2 separate regions of the Homo sapiens genome follow, and region 1 is linked to region 2. A link is an interaction called in ENCODE POLR2A ChIA-PET data of the cell type or tissue named here. Cell type or tissue: Caco-2. All regions are shown on one strand. Links, peaks and the distances in the headings refer to the core of each region. The heading gives the core; the rest is flanking DNA. Region 1 has its middle 81 kb from the start of TIGD2. Region 2 has its middle 11 kb from the start of TIGD2.

Evidence for each region. Peaks named below come from ENCODE experiments on the same cell type or tissue, not always from the same donor. Only the 100,000 strongest peaks of a DNase experiment are listed, where the experiment ranks them.
Region 1: POLR2A ChIA-PET joins it to region 2 with 5 read pairs; 3 of 35 experiments call an interaction of 5 or more read pairs at or near these places.

The regions. Positions count from the first base shown.
Region 1 is chr4:89,189,935-89,195,319 of GRCh38, forward strand. No RefSeq gene overlaps it. Among named protein-coding and RNA genes, the nearest start is that of TIGD2, 81 kb to the left of the region's middle. In Caco-2, for the core only: no CTCF peak of the experiment used is centred there; no DNase peak of the experiment used is centred there.
Region 2 is chr4:89,120,130-89,125,514 of GRCh38, forward strand. No RefSeq gene overlaps it. Among named protein-coding and RNA genes, the nearest start is that of TIGD2, 11 kb to the left of the region's middle. In Caco-2, for the core only: no CTCF peak of the experiment used is centred there; DNase peaks (open chromatin) are centred at 2,132, 2,422, 3,522 and 3,942; H3K4me3 peaks cover 152 bases.

The DNA of each region.
Region 1 (5,385 bases), core at 238-5,237, 70 kb after region 2:
TCTAATATTGACAGTGGGGTGTTAAAATCTCCTACTATTATTGTCTGGGAGTCTCAGTCTCTTTGTAGGTCTCTAAGAACTTGTTTTATGAATCTGGGTGCTCCTGTATTGGGTGCATGTATATTTAGGATAGTTAGCTCTTCTTGCTGCATTGTTCCCTTTACCATTATGTAATGCCCCTTTTTGTCTTTTTTGAGCTTTGCTGGTTTAAAGTCTGTTTTATCAGAGACTAGCATTGCAACCCCTGCTTTCTGTTGCTTTCCATTTGCTTGGTAAATAGTCCTCCATCCCTTTATTTTGAGTCTATGTGTTTCTCTGCACATGAAACGGATCTCCTGAATACAGCACACTGATGGGTCTTGACTCTTTATCCAACTTGCCAGTCTGTGTCTTTTAATTGGGGCATTTAGTCCATTTACATTTAAGGTTGATATTGTTATGTGTGAATTTGATCCTGTCATCGTGATTCTACCTGGTTATTTTGCACGTTAGTTGATGCAGTTTATTCATAGTGTGGTTGGTCTTTATATTTGGTATGTTTTTGCAGTGTCTGGTACTGGTTTTTCCTTTCCATATTTAGTGCTTCCTTCAGGAGCTCTTGTAAGGCAGGCCTGGTGGTGACAAAAGCATTTGCTTGTCTGTAAAGGATTTTATTTCTCCTTCGCTTATGAAGCTTAGTTTGGCTGGATATGAAATTCTGGGTTGAAAATTCTTTTCTCTAAGAATGTTGAATATTGACCCCCACCCTCTTCCGGCTTGTAGGGTTTCTGCAGAGAGATCCACTGTTAGTCTGATAGGCTTCCTTTTGTAGGTAACCTGACCTTTCTCTCTGGCTGCCCTTAACATTTTTTCCTTCATTTCAATGTTGGTAAATCTGATGAGTATGTGATTCCACCAAATATATAAAAGTTTGGGACTTTAATTGTCTTAAAATACTTACATTTCATTTTTAGTCTTCCAATATTGCTCTCAGTCTTATATATTAGATATATGATATATTTAAAAATCATACAATATATTCATATATAACATATGTATAATATATATGCCCCCCCCCACATACACACAACATCTAATCCAAATCACAGAACATTTACTCATTTAATTGTTCAACAAAAATTTTTTTGTACACCTACAATCTGTAGATAGTATCATAGGCTCTTGGGTTGTATCAGTGAAAAAGTGAAAAACTTCTACCCTAGTGGAGCTTGCATTTTAGCAGATGGAGACAATAAACAATAAGCATAATACATAACCAAATTATAAAGTATATTAGAAGGCAGCAAGTGCTACTGAATAGAATAAAAGGTAAGGCAGAATAACAGAGATGAGTGGGTTGAAGCTTGTAATTAGAGTGGTCAGTGTAGGCCTCCTTTGAACAAAGCCTTGAAGAAATAAGTTACTTGAGTTTTATAAATATGATCATATATACTATATAAAATACAATCCCTATTGCTATTATTCTCTTCCACTTGATTTTTCTAAGGTGAATGAATTTTCCTTTATTATGTGTGTATCTTCTCTTTTTTGGACTCCAATCTTCTTGAGAGAAAGAAGTGAGTCTTATTCTATCTTTCTTTTTCAAAACCCTAGGGCTATGCTTTGTATAATATTTGGAGATTATGAATTGAATTGTTTAATAAGATATGTTTAGAAACTGAAACATCTAATGACAGTTTTGGCAATAGGATTTTAATTATTAAAATAAAAACAAACCATTGCCATTTTTCTTGAACTTGTTTCTTTAACACTCTGTATAAAAACATCCAGTGCAGCCAGGCATGGTGGCGTGCACCTGTAATCTCAGCACTTCGGGAGGCCGAGGCAGGTGGATCACTTGAGGCCAGGAGTTTGAGACCAGCCTGGCCAACATGGCGAAACCCCATCTCTATTAAAAATACAAAAAGTACCTGGGCGTGGCGGTGCACGCCTGTAGTCCCACCTATTCAGGAGGCTGAGGTGGGAGGATCTCTTGAACCCGGGAGGTGGAGGTTGCAGTGAGCCGAGATCATGCCACTGCACTCCAGCCTGAGCAACAGAGTGAGACTCTGTCTGAAACAACAACAACAGCAGCAACAAAAATCATATCCAGTGAATTTCCAATTTTCCTGTTTTTTAAGGACTGGAGGAAGTATTACCAATAATGGAGTCCTAGTATGCACAGAAGGAAATAGAATAAGTCCTAACTTTGTTTTTTCATCTTAAAAAACAATAATTAATAGTATACGTCCTCACAAGTAGCCTACAAATGTAAATATGAAACAGGTAAGTAATAAAAATCCAGGATCTTCAATCCATACAAGTTTTTAAGAGTATAAGTTAGACTCTAGGGTTTTGAGTAGTGTATATAATTCTTGGGTGTTTGGACACTTACTACACTCTCACAGTGTAGGCTCCTTACAATTTCATTAGAGCCAAGAGAGACAGAGAGCAAAAGAAAGAAAGAGGAGTTAATTTACAGGTAATAGTCATAAATGGAATATTTCCTAAAAAGAAGTCAAACACCTTTGGAGATGGAGTTGACAAAGTAAACTTTGAGAAACTGTAGACAGAGAGATGCAAAGAAATAATCATTCCAACTATAGGCAATAATGTCTATGAGGAAGATTCATGAGAAAGAGAAGATTAGCAAAATACTGCAGAGCAGTAAAATAAAATACCCTATGTCACTGGGCATGGTGGCTCGCACCTTGTAACCCCAGCACTTTGAGAAGCCAAGGGGAAGGGTCATTTGAGCCCAGGAGTTGGAGACCAGCTTGGGCTGGTAACAAAGTGAGACCTTGTCACTAGAAAAAATAAAAAAAATTAGCCCAGCATGGTGGAGCATGCCTGTGGTCCCAGCTACACGGAAGGCTGAGACAGGAGAGTCGCTTGAGACCAAGGAGGTTGAGGCTGTAATTGCACCACTACACTCTAGGCTGGGCGACAGAGGGAGACCCTGTCTCAAAACATAAATAAATAATAATAAATATACCCTATGTCTATATATCTGTATCTGTATCCACATCTATAACTATGTTTGGAACAAATAGGAACATACACAAATCTGTGTACTAATCTGTCTTTTCAAATAAGTCCTCCAGCATCCTTATGATAATTGGAAGCTAACAGCAGAAGCACACTCCATTATTTGTGCTTTGTTGTGTATAATATAAATATATCCAAAATTCAAAATTAATTTAATAGTAAACTACATAAAAGTTGTGGCTATTGTAGCAATTCTTTTTTTTTTTTTTTTTTTTTAGATGAAGTCTTGCTCTTGTCGCTCAGGCTGGAGTGCAATAGTGCGATCTCAGCTCACTGCAACCTCTGCCTCCCAGATTCAAGTGATTCTTCTGCCTCCCCGAGTAGCTGGGATTACAGGCGCCTGCCTCCACACCCAGCTAATTTTTGTATTTTTAGTAGAGATAGGGTTTCACCATGTTGACCAGGCTGGTCTCAAACTCCTGACCTTAGGCGATCCACCCGCCTCGGCCTCCCAAAGTGCTGGGATTACAGGCAAGAGCCACCATGCCTGGCCCTATTGTAAAAATTCTTAACTAGTGATCATTCTCATTTAATTTTTTTGTCCTTATAGAAACCTGTCAGACACAATTAAAGATACACTTTGGAACATGGCAGTCCTGGCTTTGTTACTCAGAACTGACAGTTCAATGAAGCACCATCCTTATAGAATGTTGCCTCTACAAATTGTGCTTCTGATGGCACGTTAAGTATTTTAGAAGTAATGATTAAAAAAAAAGAAAGATTTAGAGTCAATTCTCTCAACCTATGTAACCAATACAGTAAACAACAACAAAAACCACAAGATCCTTTCAAAGGGTAGATTATTACTTATTTCTTTCTTGGCATACATCTGGACTTTAGCTCAAGAGTGGTCTTGAAAGTTAGTAATCCCTTATTAACATTTTGTTACTTGGTTTCTATCTGTGAGAATGCTAAAAGCAAAATTAAAATTAAAAAGATGCTAGAGAAGTTGCTAAGCACTTTGATATGAGTGCTGCACGGTATCAGCAGGCTGCAATCTGATCTGGATGTGTCTGACACAGCAGCTATTGGAATATGTATGAAGAATTTCTGAGAAATTTGTAGGAAATGCCTTGTAAATTATCGACAACAATTCCGACCTTTGCTCACCAATCAGGAACAGCCACCAAAATGACAATAAAACATTCTCCACAGCCTCCTGGAGAAATTCCAGAAGTCTCAGTAGAGCCACAGGAAAAAGGAATTTTCCTGCCTAGATTGGAACTAAATTTATGGAAAGGAGTAACAACTAAGGAACAGCATAAAAAACTTATGATGCTTACTGGCTTCTTCCCAAGAGAATACAAATGAACAGAAAATTCAAAGAGCACAGATCTACTTTCTTCTGTCTTTACCTTTTTAAAAATATGTAAAATTATCAAGTTTCATTTTAGCTCTTTCAAAAGACTAGTGCTCATTAATTAAAAGGGAGAATAAAAAATAGCTACCACAAGCTTGGAGCAATTACGTATCTTTCTCTCTCTTTCTGAATAAACAAAATTTTCACTTTATTCACAGTGCACAGAGAAACATAGTTTTGAGCTCAATTTTCCTTCCATTCTGCCCAGATTTTTGCAGTGAATTTGAAAAAGTGATTTCTTTTTGTACTTCTTTTACCAACAAAAATGAGTTTAAAGGATAATCTTTTGACCCTGGTATTTGATGGCTTTAAAAGTGCTGGAATTTCAGGAAAAACTGTGTTATATAAATTTTAATATTGTCAGGTTGTTCTTTGACAATGTATTATTTTAGATATGCTGTTTTGGGGAATCACATAGAGAAAACACATTTTAGGAAAAATGAAATTGTGTTAAGAAACTATTATTTACTTGTTACTGAATTGGTAAATGCTTATTGAGTACCTGCCATGAGCTGGGCATGTGAATGGATACTATGCAATCTTCAAATAATATGACATTCATGATCCAATGCAGTATTCAAAGAATTATATGTTTCTGTTAATCAGGCCATATTTGTGGTGGTTAATGACATGGGTTCTAGAATCAGATGGCACTGGGTTTGAATTCAGGCTTTACATTTACTGGCTGTATGGCCTCGAGCAAGATGTTTAAACTGTTTAAGCCTCAGTTTGCTCATCTGTAAAATAAGAATAATAATAGTACCTACCTCATAGGGTTGTTGTGACACTTAAATGAAATAATATATATGGCATAAAGACACTAATTTATTTTTAATTTTCCTTCATGCCTAAAAATCAGCAGGAATGTAATGGTTACCTTTTTATTTCCTTTTTTCTTCCCTCTTTCTTCTCATCTCCTTCCCTCCTTTTCCCTCTTTTGTCCTTTTCCTCTTTCTCTCCGAAGCAGCCTACATATTTTGGTGTAGATGGTGGGATGA
Region 2 (5,385 bases), core at 102-5,101:
GAACAAGCGATACATAGGGGGAGGTCTAGAAGGGTCCTGAGTGCAGGCTTTATCCCTTTGGAGTTGGGATGTACCATCCTTCTAGCACGTGGATGTGTTCACCGACTTAGAAGCTCCCTAAACCCCAGAGGCATTATCGATGGCCAAGCTTTTCTTTTGTCCCATATCGATGCCAGGGGTGGTGTGGCTGGCTGCCCTGGGTCCATCACGTTCCTCAGTGGGACCCCTATGGCCAAGGGATTTAGAGTCAGAAGACTTACAGCCAATTCAATGTTTTAGGCCAAATGGGAATGGAGGTGGGCAGGCGCTCAGAAAACTCCTTTAATTAAGCAACATAAGAGACCAAAACCAAAAGCCAAAAAACCAGGTTACAAAATTGACTTGTTTATATCGATAGTGCCTCTGGCATATGTTGACCATAAAAGGAATATGAACTAAAAAAATAAAATCCTAAGCCTCCCGACAGACTGAATGGACCCGCTCTTGGCCAAACGGGATCCCCAAAACCCTGAAAATCTATCAGGGTATGGCAGGAAGTGGGCATTGGACACACCTCATTGTGCCCACCCCCCGCCCTTTGGAATTTAGGCACAAGTGACCACCACTAACATTAAAATAGAGATTATAAGACCGACAAAACCGACTCTTGTAACAACAAAATACCAAATTATAAACAGGACCTAAGACCATGCAGGCAGGGGTTAAGTGATACATGCCTACACTTAAAGAGTAAGCTGGCCGGGTGCGGTGGCTCACGCCTGTAATCCCAGCACTTTGGGAGGCCGAGGCCGGTGGATCACGAGGTCAGGAGATCGAGATCATCTTGGCTAACACAGTGAAACCCCGTCTCTACAAAAAAAAAAAAATACAAAAAGCCGGGTGTGGTGGCGGGCGCCTGTAGTCCCAGCTACTCTGGAGGCTGAGGCAGGAGAATGGCATGAACCCAGGAAGCGGAGCTTGCAGTGACCCGAGATCGCGCCACTGCACTCCAGCCTGGGTGACAGAGCAAGGCTCCGTCTCAAAAAAAAAAAAAAAAAAAAAATAGTAAGCTGTGTTCTAGCTGCTACAAGGGTTTTCTTTTTCCCTAACAGTTAGACAAGCACTGGCCTCAAACTCACTGGCCCCCAGCCCCTGTTCCATCAGCCATAACTACAGATTTAATTAACACGAGACTGACTTTAATAATTTTCACCTGATAGAAGACCACGGACTATGGGCTAGTTCTAGCTGGTTTACAGAAATTGCACACTTGCGTGCCTTTCTGCCCTGAAAAGACCTTTTAATGTATAGGACCTAATTGTAATACGTTTAAATATTAAGTCTCCACCACAAAATAACATGGGTCATATGTTACATGCATATTTGTTGAATGCACATGGGTCAGGACCACCTTCATGAATATTCCTAGCCCCTCCTGCAACCTGTTAAATATGTAAGTTCAGCCAACATGTTGTCATATTCCCACAGGACCTCCAAGCACGATTGATAGGGGAGAATGTGCACTATAATTAAGACTGAGTGGTATGTGTACATCCTAGATAATTCTGGAAACAAATCCTCAGCCCTATGAGACATGCATAAGCAAATTAATGCTATGTCTTATCCCACAATGTCCTAAGTCAGTGGCTCTCCTCATGGTTTGGATCAGGCCCCTCTTGGTGAAAAAAAGTTGCTCATAATTTTAGCCATGATTATAGGGCTAGGTTTATTCTGCTGCTGTAGACTCTATTGCAGTTACACACTCACCATGATGCTCTAGCAGATCTCTTCCTTAAGCCCATGGACTCACAAATATTTTCCACTCCAAGTGGTGAGGTTCCATTCCACTGCACCTTAACTGCACCCCGTTTCAGCAGGAAGTACCTAGATGGAGCACATCACCCCCTTTCCATAGAAATGAAATGGAACTTGACAGTGGGGAGTTGTAACCAAGAGTGTCAGCTTTAAAATGTATTTTAAAGCCTTCCCACTAGCCTTAAAGTGTATTTAAAAGGTTTTTTTCCTTTTTTTTTCTCTCCTTCCCCCTGGACACTGCCTTATACCATGACCTTATGACCAACTTATACATGCTTATCTAACTGTATGCTTGCTTAGAAATTCCAGGGGCTGGCCGGGCGCGGTGACTCACGCCTATAATCCTAGCACTTTGGGAGGCCGAGGTGGGCAGATCACTGGAGATCAAGACCATCCTGGCTAACACCGTGAAACCCTGTCTCTACTAAAAATACAAAAAAAAAAAAAAATTAGCTGGGCGTGGTGGCGGGCGCCTGTAGTCCCAGCTGCTCTGGAGGCTGAGGCAGGAGAATGGCATGAACCCGGGAGGTAGATCTTGCAGTGAGCCGAGCTGAGATCGCACCACTGCACTCCAGCCTGGGGGACAGGGCAAAAAAAAAAAAAAAAAGAAAAGAAATTCCAGGGGCTAATCTTGAAACAGCCCAGGCCTGGAGACCCAGCTGCAGATTACCTCAAGGTGGTTAATCTACAACCTGGTCACAGTCGACATGGGACCAGCTAGTACTCCAGGTGGACAGTAACTCAAGATAGCCATCGGAACAAGACATGCAGACCTGTACTCTATACGATTCCTGCGTGTTTCCCACACCAGGTTTCCCTTTTATAAACCCCTTCAGTCAGCCTTAAAATTTGAGTTATCATTTTGAGACTCGAGTCCGGACATGTCCTCAACTGCTAGCATTTTATTAAAACTGCTTTCCTTTCACCACACTTGGCATCTCATGTATCTGGCTTTTCAAACTGTGAATAGCCAGACCTAAGTTCTGTTATAGGACAATACTTTCACAAGGAAAATGTGTTCCCTACTTTTAGGCAAACGAGAGGAGAGCAGAGGACACTTCCTGCATCTGTTGATTCTCAGTTGCCTTCAGCTCAAATAATCCTTATGCCGAAGTGGCATGTTTTTGGGTGGCATGACCTGAACCCCTTCAGTCCTTAGTAGTTTCTTAGCTTCTCAGAATCACAAATCTTTTTTTTTTTTTCCTTTCCTTTCCGAAATAGCCTGGCTCTTGCAAGTGAAAACCTTGCTTTCCAGATTATTGTTTCTACTGCACTCTTTTTTTTTTTTTTTTTTTTTTTGCCTTTGGTCTACTTTGAAAGTCAAAGCTAAGCAAAGACTTCTTTGTTCTCACCATTATTTGTGTTTTCCCTGAAGCAGTCAAGCTATAGGACAAGAATTACTGGGAATGAGAAGTGTGTTGGCTATTATTTTTAAGATTCTGTATTTTCACCTCAGAAAAAAAAATTATCCCACATTCTATAAATTTGGATCTCCCAGAGATAGAAAGACCACCCAGAGCGTAGAGCCTTCCGTCATCTCAGGGAGAATCCCTCTCCATTATGCATTTTCACTCCCGCTTTCAGCAAGACAAATTCCTCTTTGTTTCACGCACTTCAATTTAGCAAGCAAGCAACTTTTAGCGCTTGTGCAAGTAACCTTTGTATCTCACCCTCTACCCCGGGCAGCTTAGAAAAGACTTTTTTCCTTAACAGACAGTCATCTTAAAAGAATTCTAGAGTCAGCTATTAGAAAAACAAACAAACTTGTTCTCCACTTCCTTATACTCTACCTGTCTGCTCTCCTGTTTCAGTGAATAGAGGAGGCCTCAGAGCTTCATGGTGCTGGATACACCAGTACAGAGTTGTTGAAAGGAAGGAGTCTTCTTTACCTTTCTTAAGGTCTAAGTAACATTGTGAGTGAAAATATCATCAGGCAAAGAATTATCTGTGCATTATGTTAACTTAGTAAAATGTCCTTGCAGGCACAGAAAAACACAAAAGGTCTGGACAGCTTTTTAAAATAAGTAGATTTGTAAATCATTTAAAAGAGGTTGGAAAGTGAAGTCTGATGGGGCAATGGAACACACACTGGGGCTTGAGGCCTAGGTGTACGTGGTCCCTTCTCTTGCCTCTTAGGACCGGCTCTCAGCTGCCAGCTCTGCGACCTTTGTCACTACAGATCCCACCCACCTTTTTTTTTTTTTGAAACGGAGTCTCACTCTGTCACCCAGGCTGGAGTGCAGTGGCGTGATCTTGGCTCACTGCAACCTCCGCCTCCCGGGTTCAGGCGATTCTCCTGCCTAGGCCTCCTGAGTAGCTGGGACTACAGGTGTGCGCAACCACACCTGGCTAATTTTTTGTATTTTTAGTGGAGACCGGGTTTCACCATGTTAGCCAGGATGGTCTCGATCTCCTGACCTCGTGATCTGCCCCCCTCGGCTCCCAAAGTGCCACCCAGCTTCTTTCTCCCCACTCCTGCCTGGTGACCACTGCCAGCTTCCTCCCCTGGCAGGGGCCTGGGCACAAATTCACAGAGGTTGAGGTTGGGCATGTTGCCCAAGGGCATATTGGGTAAGGCATGGCAGGAGGTATTTTGCCCCAGGCTGATAGTGCTGTGGTGCATTAGGTGGGGATTGGCTGGGGTGAGCTGCTCACTCACCCCAATCCAGGTACTGAGCAGCTCTGACAGGTTGTAATCTCTGGGTAGTTACCCATTGCTCTGGGTTGGGAAGGCAGACACATGGGAAGAGGAGATTGGCTTTCCCACCCCCAGCCAGGACAGGGTGCATTATTGTGGCAGTGGACTGCAGGGTGGGCACAGGCACCTGTGAGGGTCTGCACTTGTCCAGCAAATGTACCTGTGCCCAAAGGTGTGTGACATTCAATAGCAAATTTAAAAAACCAGCATGATAGGTCCAAAGAGAGACTGCAGAAGAAAGGGAAATGCTTATATATTACTACCTTTAACAACACCTTTATTTTAAGGGGCCCCATATTTTCATTTTGCACTGGGCCCTGCAAATTAGGTAGCCAACTCTGCTTTCCACTATTTCACATCCCACATTCAGGGAATACAAGTCTCAATATAGAGGACTGTAGAGAGTAAAGGAGAATCAATATGGGTATACAGCCTTCTTACAGCACTGGGAGCAATATATTTGCAGGGTACCATCATTTTCATAAATTGCATTGCAGAGTACTTCAGATTTTTAAAAATAAATTCCCATCCAGCAATTACAGACATAAGAGATCCCACTTTAGTCCAGCATAGCCATACTACACACTGGCTTAGGACATTCATGGCCATCTCTAAATGAGGTCTAGGTAAGAAAGAAAATCTTGGAACACCCAAGTGGATAGTGAGAGGGATAACATTCTATGTACCCTTCAACCAACAAATAAATAATGTACCCTAATAGCTCTGTGTTGGGAGGGAGAAAGGATACAGCCTACGAAAATTATTATGAAAGTTCAGAGTTAAGAGCATGCAGTGGCTTTTCTTTGCAAAACAGAAACAACCTATAGAAAATATGCACTTTTCTTCATTAAGATGCAAAAATACATGGGCTCTATGAAGCAATGCTGAAGATA